Regions from separate parts of the Mus musculus genome. Here region 2 is linked to region 1. The links are chromatin contacts, found by Hi-C or POLR2A ChIA-PET in ENCODE. All regions are on one chromosome and are shown on one strand. Each heading gives the region's core, a stretch centred on a gene start or an enhancer-like site at or near the end of the contact. The rest is flanking DNA. Distances are from core to core; before and after follow the strand shown.

The links. A loop is a pair of places that touch in the nucleus more often than their neighbours do. ChIA-PET counts read pairs that join two places held with the same protein, here RNA polymerase II (POLR2A).
Region 2: a loop to region 1 is called in a map of left cerebral cortex, with 7 times the contacts of the local background. The contact joins the promoter of Anp32e here to the promoter of Ciart in region 1. A Hi-C loop is called at or near these places in 3 of 37 maps with a recorded cell type or tissue (all left cerebral cortex). POLR2A ChIA-PET finds 5 or more read pairs at or near these places in 3 of 5 experiments (Patski and embryonic stem cell).

Annotation. Positions count from the first base shown.
Region 1 is chr3:95,879,565-95,887,075 of GRCm38, forward strand. It overlaps Ciart (circadian associated repressor of transcription), which reads right to left and starts at 2,664. Exons shown (of 6, transcript NM_001033302.2): 1 at 2,591-2,664; 2 at 1,617-2,025; 3 at 1,419-1,494; 4 at 1,071-1,149; 5 at 845-956. The coding sequence starts at 1,961. It overlaps C920021L13Rik (RIKEN cDNA C920021L13 gene), which reads left to right. Exons shown (of 4, transcript NR_040446.1): 2 at 7,227-7,379. BC028528 (cDNA sequence BC028528) reads right to left here. Exons shown (of 6, transcript NM_153513.4): 5 at 5,406-5,507; 6 at 4,381-4,673. The coding sequence ends at 5,409.
Region 2 is chr3:95,926,242-95,933,752 of GRCm38, forward strand. Anp32e (acidic (leucine-rich) nuclear phosphoprotein 32 family, member E) reads left to right here and starts at 3,016. Exons shown (of 7, transcript NM_023210.4): 1 at 3,016-3,409. The coding sequence starts at 3,356. It overlaps Gm46815 (a long non-coding RNA gene), which reads right to left and starts at 2,784. Exons shown (of 3, transcript XR_001783926.1): 1 at 2,499-2,784; 2 at 55-208.

The DNA of each region.
Region 1 (7,511 bases), core at 1,414-3,913:
AAAGGTCTCATTTCCCGTGTTTAGTTCTTTATGAGGCATGATCCTGTTAATCTTTCAGTCAGTCATTTTCATATCACTAGAAGCTTTAGTGGATTTAGCTGGGCATGATGATGCACACCTTTCATCTGAACACTCGGGAAGCTGAGGCACATGCATCTCTGAGTTTAAGGCTAGCCAGGTCTGCAGAACAAGTTGCAGGTCAGCCACTACACAGAGAAACCCTGTTTTCAAACAAACAGGAAAGGAAAGAAAAGAAAAGGAAAGGAAAGGAAAGGAAAGGAAAGGAAAGGAAGAAAGAAAGAGAGGGAGAAAGAAAGAGAAACTCACTATGTAAGGTTTAAAGTTATGTTGATAGAAGTCAAAAGATGGAGAGGGGGAGGGTTTTGGGGGGAGGTCAAGAAGAGAAAAATGGAGGCATCTTCTTGTGAGTCATTTGGCCAGATTAAAAGCCTTCTGTAAGCCAGGTATGGTGGTGCATGCCTTTGATCCCAGCACTCGGGAGGCAGAGGCAGGCGGACTTCTGAGTTAGAGGCCAGCCTGGTCTACAGAGTGAGTTCCAGGACAGCCAGGGCTACACAGAGAAACCCTGTCTCGAAAAAAACAGAAAAAAAAAAGCCTTCAGGAAGCAGACAGCTTTGACAGGAGGGCAGGGGTAAATTTCGTGAGATCTCAACAGAATAGAGCCAACATCGAGACGAAATCTAAAACTCACAGTAATGTGCCAAGTCAGACAGACAGCCCTTCCCTGGGAGGGAAAAGGGAAGGCACCTGGAAGGGAGACGTTCTCCAGACAGTCGGGGCCTGGGTCTTCTCCCAGTCTCTCCCTTGGTCTTTAGGGGCATACCTTGCTTATCTGGTGCCGGCTACCTCCTGAGGATGACTTCTGGGCAGCTATGTGAGGAAACCAAGTCTTTAACATCCCTTCCACCTGCAGCAAGGTTCCTAGATAACGTTCTCTGTGAAAAAAAGGATATTTTAAAAGTCAACTATGAAAAAAGAAACAGGGAGAACTGTACAGGCCTCCCTCAATAAGATACTGAGGAGGGAATGAAGGAAAGAGGGAGACTCACCCCATCTGAGGCTTCTGTAAAACACCCACTATGCGCTGGATCCGGTCCATGGCCACACTCTGTTGGAAGCTACTTAATCCTAGGGTGAAAGAGGGAGGGTGATTAGAGGGCGTGGGATGTACACAGCTCAGCTGTAGGTTCACTCCCAGCATTGAGGGAAACAGCAGAGGTGGGGACTGAGGTAAATGTAAAGGAAATACAGAGACAGATGGGGTTCAAATGAATTCACATGAAGAAATTAAGTTACAGATGCAAACAGAATAGCCCATGCCCCAAAGAGAAATGTAAGATTTCACTCAGAGAAGGGGGGCTACCCCCAGAAATATAATTAATTAATCAGATTATTACCTCTGTCAAAGCGACCCATCTTGAGTCCGTTCAGTAGGTCTGTGAGGGGCCGTATGAACCCTTGGAGTTCTTTACACTGTAGAAAAACAGCACAAGACTTTGAGACCAGCAGTGGTTTTTCTGCTGTGATGTAACTGGCAGGTCCTTGTCAACCAATTAGGTGTTTGCCACTGCACTATCTTTTCTGCTTTCTGTTACCTTTTGAGCAAAGAGCAGATCTCCCTCTGTAGTACATCCTTGGGTGTTCAGACTCGTCTCCTGTTCACCGTCTCTTGATCTCTTGACTTCAGATCCTTGCTGTTCCAGATGAGGTGCTGTATGTTGGTTACTAGAAACCCTGGGTCGATGTCTGCAGCGGATAGGGCCTGGACTGGGCCTGGAACCTCCTCTCTGACCCACAGTGTCTGGCCTGAGCTCATGGGTGCCCTTGCCCTCCCTCTCGTTATCAGAAGGGAAGCTAAAGTCACTGTTCACAGAGGACGTGGAAAATGATGGGGAGAGGGAGGAGGAGGAATAAGAAGAAACACTAGATGGAGAATCCATAGGTCCAGGAGCAGGAGAGGGGCTGAAGAGCAGCTCCCGTAGTACCAAAGATCAGAACCTGCAACTGAAAAGCAAAGCGAGGGAGTCTGAAATCAGAGTCAAAGAATTAGGAAAGGGACTGGGAGACTGGGGCATTCTAAACAGAGTAACATGGTTTTCGCTTTGTTTTATTGTTTTTCCGTTCTCAATAGAAACAAGAAAGAAAGGAAAAAAAAAAAAAACTTGCTCTTCCAGCCGCATTCAAAATCTAGACCGCCAGCCCACACAGAGCTCTTGACCCTACACAGCCTTTCTTCCCTTGGGTGAATAACCGACTTTACACCTTCCCCTCAGCCTGCAGTTCTGGGCTGTTCCCGGCCAGACCTCATAGGGAGCCTATCGACCTAAAAACGACACCCGCTAGAGGCTGCTCTGCGCACCAGAACCCACCTCAGGTCCCTAGAGTTCCGGCCCCATAGACACCCGGCTCCACCGCTTTCGCATCCTTCACCATCAGGTGCACTGCGCTGGTCAGTCTACGGTCGCGCCTGCCAGGTGATGCAATACCTCCCAACACCCCGATCTGCGGTCTTCCATGCCCACCCCATCCGGGTCGTCTTCCGGAGAGCGCTTGGCTCTCGTCCGCTTACCTGGGTCTGTCGGTTCAGCCCCGGTCGGTATGCAGCTTCTTCACTGTCTGTGCTGGTCTAGCCGACCCACCTCCGCCTCACTCTGTGGGTCCCGCCCCTTCCCCCTCCCAGACACGTGCGGTTCTGCACGTGCCTCCCCCTGCGTACACAGACCTTGTGCTCTCATTGGATAGCTTACCGGCAACACGTGACTCTAGATGCAGACGCTCACAGCCCATTTGCTACGGCACGCGGGGGCTCGGCCAATAGAGAGGCAGCCAAGTGGTGATTGGCTGGAAGGGAAGCAGTCCATGCTCCGCCCGTACATGCGGCTCCTCGGGTGATAAAAAAGGAGGATGGAAAAAAGTGAAAATTAAGGAAGGGGCGGAAAAGGGTGGAGCTCATAGCCTTAAATAGGACAGCACTGCGCGGGAGACGCACGGCTGGAGTGTACAGAGCGGGGCCGAGCCACGGAGGTGGCGCCTCGGGACGTGGGCCCCTCTGAGCGCCTCCGCGCACGGGCGCAGCACGTGGGAGCCCTCAGCAACTCGTGTCCGCAACGTGTGTGACAACGGACGTGTGACGCCGGGCATCCGTTCCCTTGTCGGCGGCTCGCCCTCGTGACTCCCCACTCTTTCATCCTCCCCTCCTCGCCACCAAGTTGGGTGCCTCCTGCCCTGCTGGGCGAGGAGGGTGGGGACTGCGGCTGGAACACCGCGTCCTCTCCGGGGCTCCCGCCGCGCAGCTTCTCCAGCCGGTTCTTACATAACTTGCCACGCACGTTCCCAGCTCGGATGCCAGCCCGCCAAGATTCTAGAGGTCATAGCCGAACTTGTCCCTGACTTTTCTGCCCCGGGCCCTTCGGACCCTTCACTCAGAATTCTCTGATTCTCAGTACTGGGAACAGAGCAGAGTAGATCTTTGCTCCTCAAGCTTATGGCTTTATCTGGCTTCAGTTTATTTGTTCCTGGGAGAAAACTGGGGAAACGTTGAGGAAGGAAAAAAGCGAGTCAAGAGTTTAGAGAGTCACCAACAGACCTTAGCATCCCTTGCACCAAGTCACTGTAAAAGGAAACGATGGCGAGGAGGACCCTGTCGACTGAAGCAGAGGAGTCGCAAGGGGGCACTCTAGTTCTGATTAGGGTCGAGAGAACAGACACTACCACCCCCCCACCCCCCCAGTCTTACTAAAAGAAAAGTTGGACAGGGATCTAAGTCATGGTTTGGAGAACGTGTGGTTATTTTAAATATGTTCTAATGCTTTTTTACTTATATTTAGCAATGTGGTTATTTTAGAAAAAGGAAAAGGATTTCTAAATTAAACCTCAGCACTGTTTCCCCAAACACAATTTCAAGACAATATCAAATAAAATATAAGTAATCTAGATGTGGTGGCTCATGCCTTCTGTAATCCTGAGGGATGGATGCAAGGAGATCAGTTCAAGACCAACCCGAGCCACATGGGACCCTCAGGAAAAGAAAAGAAACAAAAATAGAGTTAGAATTACAGTCTCAGAATGAACCTGTTATCTGTGATAGTCTCTGTTCTACTCTAAACTATGTATAGGGTATAATTCCTTCTAATTAGTTGATATCTAATTCCTTCCCCACCCCACCCCCCAAGACAGGGTTTCTCCGTGTAGCTCTGGCTGCCCTGGAATTCACTTTGTAGACCAGGCTTGCCCTCAAACTCAAAGATCTGCCTGCTTCTGGTTCCCTGCCTTGTAATTCTCTTTCTAATCTGCCCTTCATGCCGCTAAATCTTGGTGTACGTGTCAGTGTTGACTTTAGAACAGACTCTCATTAAGAAGTAGGCAAAATTAATTTTTTAATTTTTTTCTTAAAAGAATTATTTATTGTATATATATATATATGTGTACACTGTAGCTGTCTTCAGACACTCCAGAAGAGGGCATGAGATCCCATTACAGATGGTTGTGAGCCACCATGTGGTTGCTGGGAATTGAACTCAGGACCTCTTGAAGAGCAGTCAGTGCTCTTAACCGCTGAACCATCTCTCCAGTCCCAATTTTTTTTTAAAATTTTTCATCCAAATTCTTGCCAAAGAATTCTAGTCTGAAGAGTGATAGCGGCCTTCTCTCACCTGGGAAAGGGGGTGGATAGAAACAGGGTCAGGGGGGCTGGCCCAGTGTTTAAGAGAACACACTTTCGCAGAGGACCTAAGTTCCAGTCCCAGCACTCATGTCAGCTGGCTCACAAACCCCTGTAAACTCTCCCCCCAGAAACTCTGGTGCTTGTAGCCTGAGCGCCCATACTCATGTGCACACACCCCTCCCTGCACACACACATAATTAAAAACAGTAAATCAAAAAACCAAGAGCAGGAAAGCAAGGAAGTCTCTTTGCTCCCGTCTCTATGCAAACGCCACTGATTTCAGGTTCTAAGGTGGATTCTCCATTCTTCATGCCTCCTTCCGCCTCCTGCTGAACTTTGCCTCTTGGCTCTACAGGGTTGTAGGACACACCCATTTTGACCTCTGGCACCTGCTATAACTTCAAACCTGGGCAGAATAGAACCAGCTCTGATTTTCCAGGCTTGTTGGGAGTTTGGAAAAGGCTTCTCCATTTAGCCTGCTTCTCTCCTAGGAGGAGGTCTTAAAAGTCTTGCCAGATCCGAATAAAAGAATGACATCACAAAAGTCTTTGCTTCAACATCTTTCAAAATTTTCAAGATCAGCTAATTAGATATTTCTAAAGGTGATCCTGCTTCCTTCTTTTCGTATGAGAATTGATGTCCAGGTTGGAAATACAAGCAAAAGGTAACTGGTAAGAATTACTTTATAGCACCCCACCAAGGCCAGTGGCTGCCCTCTTACCTTCTACATAAAATGTACCCCTCCTTGAAGGAGGGTCCATAACAGAAAGCAGGACACAGGACTCTGCAGCGTGGACATGGCATCATTCTGATTTGGACTCTGCTAAAACACCCCCCACATACACACACATAGGTCATTGTCACCTTTCCAGCAGTCCCATCCCCTCTCCAGGAAGACAATCTCTTTACACTAACCCCTTTTTTCTTTACCTGTGGTCTCAAAGGAGAGTCTGCCCGCCTCCCTATCACAATAAGAATTCTTCCTACTTGGGAGGCCACAACTCTCAATAACATTGCATTTTTTTACCCTTTGTAGGCATGACTTTGTATTAGATGTTTTTCAGGGACAGAATAAATGAGACTTAGTTCCTGGGCTTAAGTGGGGCTTGCCATCTATAGAGAACCTACCACACATTTCCCAATGTGTGTGGGGTATTTACTGCTTGCCAATCTTACTGGATCCTCCCACTTGTGTTCAATTGCATGTGTGCTGCTCTTTGGTTCTTTTGCCCTTTTTTTTTGTTTGTTTTTCGAGACAGGGTTTCTCTGTGTAGCCGTAGCCCTAGCTGTCCTGGAACTCACTCTGTAGACCAGGCTGGCCTCGAACTCAGAGATCCCCCTGCTGCTGCCTCAAAGCCATGTGCACCACTTCATGGGCCTTCCTTACTCTTGAGATGTTTTTTTTCCCTTACAGTCCAGGCTGGCCTCTAATCAGAGGTCAACTGTCTCTGTCTTGCAGTCGTAGACACCTCACCCAGCTTACACTCCGTACTCATTTATTCCACAAATCTAACTTTCTTTTAACAACTCAAACTACATTCTTGGGGGCATCCATGCCTCTTCCTCTTCGGGCTCTCAGTAGCTTTTGATTGATCATATCAAGCTTTCGCTCTTCTAGTCCCTATAACTCAAACTTGGCTGTCTGCCTGCCTCTTCCATTTCCTTGGTTGACTTATCTGCCTCCGCTGACTTAGGCATTGGCCTTTCCACTTTCACAATGTAACTTTGCCTTTAGGTCTCCACTCCTGATGTAGTTCAGCTGCCTTCAGAACACATACACAGGGCTGTCCAATTTATCACTGTCCTCCTAAACCACCCTGGCTTCCGACATTTTCCAAACGCTCATGAGTGAGTACATGTGTAGAGGTCAGAGGATAACTTGGGGGAATGGGTTCATTCTTCCCATCACATGGGTCCTAGGGATTGAAACCCAATTGTCTTGCTGGCAGACATCCTTGCCATCTGAGCCATCACACTGGTTTTCCCCAAACATGATCAGAGTCTGTAGGTTATTTTAGTTCTCCCTTATAGACAAGGCATGTTGTTCTAACGTTATTTTTCTCCTCTCAGTTTGCACCAGCACCCCCTAGTCCAGTCCTTTAGCAGGTGTTCCTGAGACAGTATAAACCGTTCCATTCTGTGCTTTCCATATAGTGAGATGAAGAGTTTTCTAGCCAGGTGGTGGTGGCGGCGCATGCCTTTAATCCCAGCACTTAGGAGGCAGAGGCAGGCAGATTTCTGAGTTTGAGGTCAGCCTGGTCTACAAAGTGAGTTCCAGGAGAGCCAGAGCTACACAGAGAAACCCTGTCCTGAAAATCCAAAAAAGCCGGGCGGTGGTGGCGCACCCCTTTGATCCCAGCACCTGGGAGGCAGAGACAGGCGGATCTCTGAGTTCGAGGCTCCTTATTGCTTATAAGCCCAAAGTCCAGCCTGACATTTCAGACTATCTGCAGATTTATCCCTAAGTTGATGTGCATGATATTACTATGCAAATATGAAAGACCTTGTGTAATTTTTTTTTTTTTTACATTTACTTATTTAGGTGGAAGAGTATAGGATGTTACAAGTGTGGAGGTCAAAGGACAACTCTTGGAATCTCTTCTATCCTATCACGTCGGTCTCAGGCATCAAACATGGGCCAGCTCCTCAGACTTGGCAGCCTTTACTTGAAGAGCCATCTTACTGCTCAAAAAAGGTTTCTCCTATGAGGACCGTGTAGCCTGGCTGTCCTAGAATTTGCTGTGCAGACCAACCTGGCCTTGAACTCATAAACATTTACCTGCCTCTGCCTCTAGAGTGTTGGGATTAAAAGCATTTCCCACTATGA
Region 2 (7,511 bases), core at 1,766-4,265, 47 kb after region 1:
GAAGCAAGCGTTTAACTGGGGGCTTGCTTAAAGCTTCAGAGGAGGAATTCATACCCTTCATGGTGAAGAGTATTGGCATCCGGCAGGCAGGCAGGCAGGCAGGCAGGCAGGCAGGCAGGCAGGCAGGCAGGCGGGGAGGCCTGCAGGTGAGCTGGTTGGTAGGCAGGTGGGCAGGCATGGGGCTGGAGAAGTAGCCATAAGTTGACATCTTGATCCAAAGGCAAGTAAGACAGTCAGTGGCTAAAGATGAGCTTAGGTTTTGAATGTTAAAGACATGTTCTTTTTCTTTTTCTTTTTTTTTTTTTTTTACATTTATTATTTTGTTTCTCACCTTTTTTTCCCCTCCGAGACAGGGTTTCTCTGTGTAGCTCTGGCTGTCCTGGAACTCACACTGTAGACCAGGCTGGCCTCGAACCCAGAAATCCACCTGCCTCTGCCTCCCAGGTGCTGGAATTAAAGGCGTGCTCACGTTGTCTCCCCCCATCCCCCTATTTTGGTTGTTTTCATGTCCTGGCTTCCTTTAGCATTCGTAGCATTAAAGCAACAAAATCAAGCTAACTCTTTGGGTGCCCAAGAGAGGCGCCATTTTATTACTTATGCTATTTGTTATGGAATATAAGCCTATTTGTTCCTGTGCCTGGGTGGGGTAAGGGTTGGTGGAGTGGAGAGTCTGTTGGAAACGCAAAGGTCTCTAGCCTGAGACACTGATAAAGGGAAGATGTGTGCTAATTCTTTCACTTCTGCAAATCATGTGGAATGCCTTTGGATAATTATCCTAGTAATGATATAAACGAATGTGGCAGAATATAACCAGAACTAAGAAAAGAGCTTTAAGCCGAGTGGTGGTGGCAGCTCACGCCTTTAGTCCCGACACTCGGAGGCAGAGGCAGGAGGATTTCTGAGTTCGAGGCCAGCCTGGTCTACAAAGTGAGTTCCAGGACAGCCAGGGATATACAGAGAAACCCTGTCTCGAACCCCCCCCCCCAAAAAAAAAAGTGCTTTAAGATAAAAAATAGCCGGGAGGAGGTGGTATGCATCTTTAATCCTAGAGGCAGAGGCTATTGGATTTTTGTGAGTTCAAGGCCACCCTAGTCTACATGAATGAGTTCCAGGACACTCAGAGCTACACAGAAGAAACTCAGTCTCAAATTACCCAACCACTTCAAACAAAACAAAACAAAACAAACAAGCCCCAAAACCAAACTCGGTGGTAGTGGTGTATCCCTTCCCTCCTTTTAATATTATTTTGAGTGTTTTCTGCGCATGTGTGGCTGTGGCCCACATGCATGCTTCGTCCTGGAGGTTCGGAGATGCTGAACCCCCTGGAACTGAAGTTAAGGATGGTTGTGAAGCACCGCTGGCGTCTTCTGAATGAACAAGTACGCGCAGCATAACTCAACCACTATACCACCTCTCTAGCCCTGTGGCACAAGCCTTTGATCTCAGCACTCAGGAGGCAAAGGGATCTGAGTTCGAGGCCAGCCTGGTCTACAGACTGAGTTCTAGGACAGCCAGGGCTACATGAAGATACCCTGTTTTGTACTTTTCATCTCCCACCAAAAAAAAGATAAAAATAATATTTTGAAGGGAGAAAGGATTTGTTTTAGTTCACAGATCTTGGTATAGTTTATCACAGAAGGAATTGCAACACATGGCAACTAAGAAGCAGAGAAAAAGGAATCTAAAAGAAATAATTACATAGTTTCTGTTGTTATTGTTATTTTGTGACAGAGGCTGGCCTTGGATTTACTTAGTAGATGACTGTGGATCTGCCCCTCTCTCCCTTCTGAGGGCTATGATTAAAGGAATGTTGGATCTTTCAGGAACATTAAACAGAAAAAAAAAGTTTTGGTTTTGTTTTTAATTTACTTATTTTGTTTTTGCATATCCGTGTGTTTTGCCTGCACGTACGCACACACAATGCATCTGTGCCTGTGGCCTGTGGAGTCCGGAGGATGCCTCTGAATTTCCTGGCATTGTAGTTATGGGTGATTATGAGCCACTATATGGGTGCTAGAAATCGAACCAGGGTGGAACCTCTGCTAGAGGTCATTGCCTCTCCATCCCCTCACACTTAAAAGAACATTTTAAGTAGATTCCTGTAGGAAAGGAGAGGCCTTGCTGGACAGTTTCTGATAATTGTGTTTCTTTAGGCCTGTGTTATTTTTCCTCTAAGGTGTCAATTTTGTTTGTTTGTTTTTCTGTCTTTTGGAAACAGTCTCTCCCCACCCCACCCCCCTTTCTGTGTAATCCTGGAACTCGCTCTGTAGACCAGGTTGGCCTCGAATTCAGAGATCTGCCTGACTCTGCCTTCCAGTGCTGGGATTAAAGGCGTGTGCCACCGCGGCTGGCTCTAATATTCCAACTTTTTAGCAGTGACAAATGACCTCAGTATCAACTCCTCCTGGACAGTTTTATTTAAAGGCTTCTGACTCAACGTGCTAAACTCAACTCTGCTTTCAGAGCCGTTCCCCCCTTTATGTTGGAAGTTAAAATACCTTCTTTATCACGCTCTGGTTCTACAAGCAGTTCGGGACGGGGAGGTGTCACCAACACGCTGTTCGCGCTCGCGCCCCTGCTTACACTTTAGCCGCAGAGCAGAAGGCTTGTGCTTTAAGACCACCGAAAGCTCTGGGTGCAGTGTGTTGCATGACCCACTTACAACTTGGGGATGCCAACGACGCCTTTTCCCTTCCTTTTAACCCTGAAGCCAGAAAAACCCCAAACAAACAAAAACAAACCCAACAGACACCCAAACCGTCCTACTACCAAGGGGAAAGCGCGCCAATCACACAAAGAAAAGGAGGGGGGCGACTGGGATTCAAAATCATTTCTCCGGGACGTACATCCTCCCGAACCTATCGGAATTAACTGCGCGCCTAGTCAGAGCCAATAGACACTGAGTTTCTGGTCCAGGTCCCCCCTAAAGACAAATGGACAACCCTCTAGCCCAATGGAGTCGTGTGACGCTAAGGACTCGACCAATCCCGTTGGGAGGTGGGTGGAGTGTAGGCTAGGGGGGGTTGGCGGTGCCGTGTCATGGAGGCTCAGTCTCGCAGCAGCCATTGAAGGGGAAGGAACTGCGGGCGCGCGCGTGTCTCTCTCCCTCACTCTCTCTGTGTGAAAGTGTGTGCGTGCCCGAGTGTGCGCGCGCGGGTGTGTGGACTCGGAGGTGGGGGCAGCCGAGTTAGTCCCAAGTCGTCGGACTCCATTTGCTATTCTTTTCTTTCTCTCCCACACCCGTGTGGTAGTGGGCGTTCGTCTTTGCGTCTCTTTTCATTCATCTCCAGACCTTTAGAGGTTTTTTTAGGGTTGGGGATAGTGGGGAGGGCAGGCGAGGGGAAAGGAGGAGGACATGGAGATGAAGAAGAAGATTAACATGGAGTTGAAGAACAGAGCCCCGGAGGAGGTGAGATGACTCAGCCCCCATAGTCCCCTCCCGCCCTGGATCGTGAGGGGTGGGCTTCGGGGGTCCGGGTGGGTGCGCAGGGCGGGCTGGGAAGCGCGCCCCCACTTGGGGTGGAGGCGGGGTGTTTATTTTAAGTTTTAAATCACCAGGCTCTTGTGCTTAAAATGGCGAAGGGCTTAAGTTTCTAGGGGCATTTTCGTGAGCGCGCGGGGGCTCAGCCCCATGGCGTCCTCGCAGACTGGTGGCCCGGCATCGCGGGCGCGGGCGGCGTGGGCGCGACCCCCGGGTCCTCGCCACCTGCGAAGTTGGTGTAACTTTCCCGCGGCGCCGCCACTCGGCCGGCCGCGGCCCCGGGTGTGGGACTCGCGCCGATCTGTGCCCCACGCTCCCTCCGACCGTGCCCGCTCGCGGGCAGCACGCGCCGCGGCCGGGGCCGCAGCGGAATCCCGGGACCCGACGGCGCGGGCCGCGATCCGCGTGGCGCGCGGACTTTTACGCAAGCTGGAGGCTTGTGCGAGCCTCGCTGCGCTCAGTGCGGTCGTAGGGAAGAGTCCCGAGTCTTGAAGGGGGCCCGGGAGGCGTCGCCCCGACTCCCCGCCGTCGGATTCCCTAGCGGTTTACGCCAGGTCCGCGGGTCTGGAGATTGGCCGCGGCGGGCGGGGACCAGGCTCGCTGATTCGCGGCCGCGGCGTGAAATCGAGGGACAAGGGGTCCGCGCCGCCGTGGTCCCTTGACGCCCGCTCAAAGGCGGGCATCTGCCGGGCCTCCACAGTTATCATGCAGAGCCAACGGTCCCTGAGCCCTGCTGATTTTCGTGGTTCCTTTGCGGGTTTTGGTGACTGGAGGCGAGAGAGAGGTGGTGGAAACATTGTTGCTGTGAGGGTTATCTCTGGGAGCAATGGAAGTTTTCTAGAGCTTCTTAGAAGATTCTAGAAAAACTCAAAAGTTGAAAGCTGTCAGCAGGACGTGGTGAGTGATATCTGTAATTCTGTATATCTGTAAATCTGTACTTCTCATATCAAGAAATTCCCAGCCCTTGGGAGGGAGGCCGAGGTAGGACGCTGGTTGCAAGTGGGACTCTGTCAAACAAGGCAAAGCAAATCAAAACAAGCAGTTTCTCAGAAGTCTTGTGGAGCAAAAATGGGTCGTCCCCTCCGCCCCATCCTTTCACCTTCAATTTGGAGGATTGCTTGACATGCCTTTTTGCAGTCTCTTTCCTTTGGTGTGGTGTGGTAACAGTTAAGTTTATATAGATAGTTTATAAGGCACTCCCATTTATTTACTTTCTCCTTGGGAAAATGTAAGCTGGGTTGTATTGTTCTAGAATCCAAATTAGCAAATAGGAGTAAAGTTGAAGAGCTGGGATTCTGACACTAGGTCTACAAAACTCTTGCTGAGCTCTAAGAAGTCTCTGGTTAAGACCAGAATCCAAAGGCTTAAGAATTGCTTGGCGTGGTAGGCATTTAATTCAAGGCAGAGGCAGGCAGATCTTTTTGAGTTTGAGGCCAGTTTTGAGTTTGACTACAGCTGTCTCAAAAACGAACAGCCAGACGGTGGTGGCGCATGCCTTTAATCCCAGCACTCGAGAGGCAGAGGCAGGTGGATTTCTGGGTTCAAGGCCAGCCTGGTCTACAGAGTGAGTTCCAGGACAGCCAGGGCTACACAGAGAAACCCTGTCTCGAAAAACCAAAAAAAAAAAAAAAAACAAAAAACAAAAAACAAAACAAAACAAAAACCAAATGAACAAGTCGGAGATAGTGTCCCACGAGCTGTTAATCCCAACAGCCAGGAGGCAGAGGCAGGCAGATGGATTTCTGTGATTCAGAGACCATGCTAGTCTACAGAGCAAGTTATAGGACAGACAGGGCTACACAAAGACCATGTCTTAAAACAAAACAAAACAAAACCAAAACCCAAACAGACTTATCAAAATGTCCCTACCTGACACTAATGGTGTGACGTAATGCAAGTCATTTTGCATACCTAGGCTTCCCTGAGGCTATAACAGGGATATCTTTGTACCATTTCTGCTCATTTAAATAATGCCAAAGTTACACTCAAGTAGGGAAGATGACAGTCCTTGTTGCCTTTAAATAGACATTTTTTTTGCTCTGGGAATAGAGAACCAGGGTTTGCTTTTGTGATTACATCTATTCAGGTGCATAGGGTAAGTTTTGTTACTATATCTCAGATCTGTGGCTCAGTGGTTATGAGCCACCACTCACAAGGTGGCTTACAAACTCCCAGGAGTCCAACTCCTTTTCTGGCCTCTGAAGGCACTGGGCACATATGAGGTTCATATGAGGAAAAATGGATACACATTAAAAAATAAATAAATAAATTTACTGCCCAGAGATATTAAGAAATCCCCTTCTGGGCCGGGCGTGGTGGTGCACGCCTTTAATCCCAGCACTTGGGAGACAGAGGCAGGCAAATTTCTGAGTTTGAGGCCAGCCTGGTCTACAGAGTGAGTTCCAGGACAGCCAGGGCTACACAGAGAAATCCTGTCTCAAAAAATCTAAAAAAAAAAAAAAAAAAAAGAAAAAAAGAAATCCCCTTCTGAGCCAGAGAGATGGCTCAGGGGTTACCAACACTGGCTGTCCTTCCAGGTCTTCCCAGAACCAGAACCCACATGGCAGCTCACTACTGTCTGTAACTCCAGTCCCAGTTATCCAACACCCATCTTCTGGCTTCCATGGGTACTGCATGCCTAGGGTGCACAGACACACATGCATTCAACCATATGCATTAAGAAAAGAAAAGACGTTCAGTCCCCCCTCCCTCCAAGCATGGGACAGACAGTCCATGTGGCCTCCAAGCTTGGGACAGTCCATGTGGCAGCTTGAGCAGCAGAAGGAGAAACAATGTTTTGAATATTGTTTTGTGTGATATTGTTTATCTTCAGCTGACACCCCAAAGGTGGGCTGTCTTAGAAGCTTTCTAATACTGATTTCTGAAGGTTAGCAAGGTTGGGATTCTACTGGCATTCATCAGCCTAGCACACAGAGGCTTAAACAGAAAGTGATGAGCTTCAAGCTCCCCCCGTAGCTTTGAGTCTTTCCCCGGCAGCCCAGGTGTCTCCTCCCGGGTGTAGGTCAGGATAGTGCGGCTCCTGCTCAGAGTCCAAACCGGTCTCGGTAGGACCTTTTCCACAGTTGCTTTTTTTCTGCCTCAGTGATTTGAAGTAGGCATTGGACTTGTTAGTCCAAGGTCAGATGGAAAGGACCGCTTACAGTGACAGCTAAATCACATCAGGTTGGGTTTTTAAAATACATGCTTTTAATTTTGTTTTTATATATGTTTATATATGTGTTACGCATATAAATATGTTTATGTGTGGTTTCATTGTATGTTATTGTTGTTTGCCTGCAAGTATGTCTGTGCCAGGGTGTCAGGAGCCCTGTGGAACTGGGCTTACAAGGTGTGAGCTTGTGGGTGCTGGGAATTTAACCCAAGTCTTGGAAGAGTAGCCAGTGCTCTTAACTTCTGAGCCATCTCTCCAGCCCACCATCTGTCAGTTTCCTTAGTACATGTTAATTATATATAGTGTTTCACTTTTCATACATGTGTATAGTATGTTGTGATTACTGTCATTCCTCTTTCCCCTCCCTTACTCTCTCCACACTGCTGATCCTCTTTCCCAGCTAATCCCCAGAAAGCCTTCAAGTCTCTCTCTCTCTCTCTCTCTCTCTCTCTCTCTCTCTCTCTCATAACTCCGTGAGTTACGTTAGGTTCTCACGGGAGTGTGGGTGAAGATGTACAAGAAGGACCTGTGCAAGGACTTACTGTTTGGCGATTGATCTTGCTCTCATTTCAGGCAGTTTTAGACTGCATGGTTCTGCATGGCTCAAGTGACTCTTCACTCCCAAGTACCTGGGATTACAGCTTCCTTACTCCATGCCCAGTCTGCCACAGACTCCATGGCACAAGTGACCCCTCCCCCATCATACCCAAGTAGCTGAGATGACAACCTCATACGCTGGCCGCACCCAGTGTAGGGGATTGGCATTTTTGTTTTGCTTTCGTTTGTTTTGAGACAAGGGGCTCTGTTTTGTGGCTTTGGCTGTCCTGCAGCTTACTATATAGACCAGGTTGTCCTGGA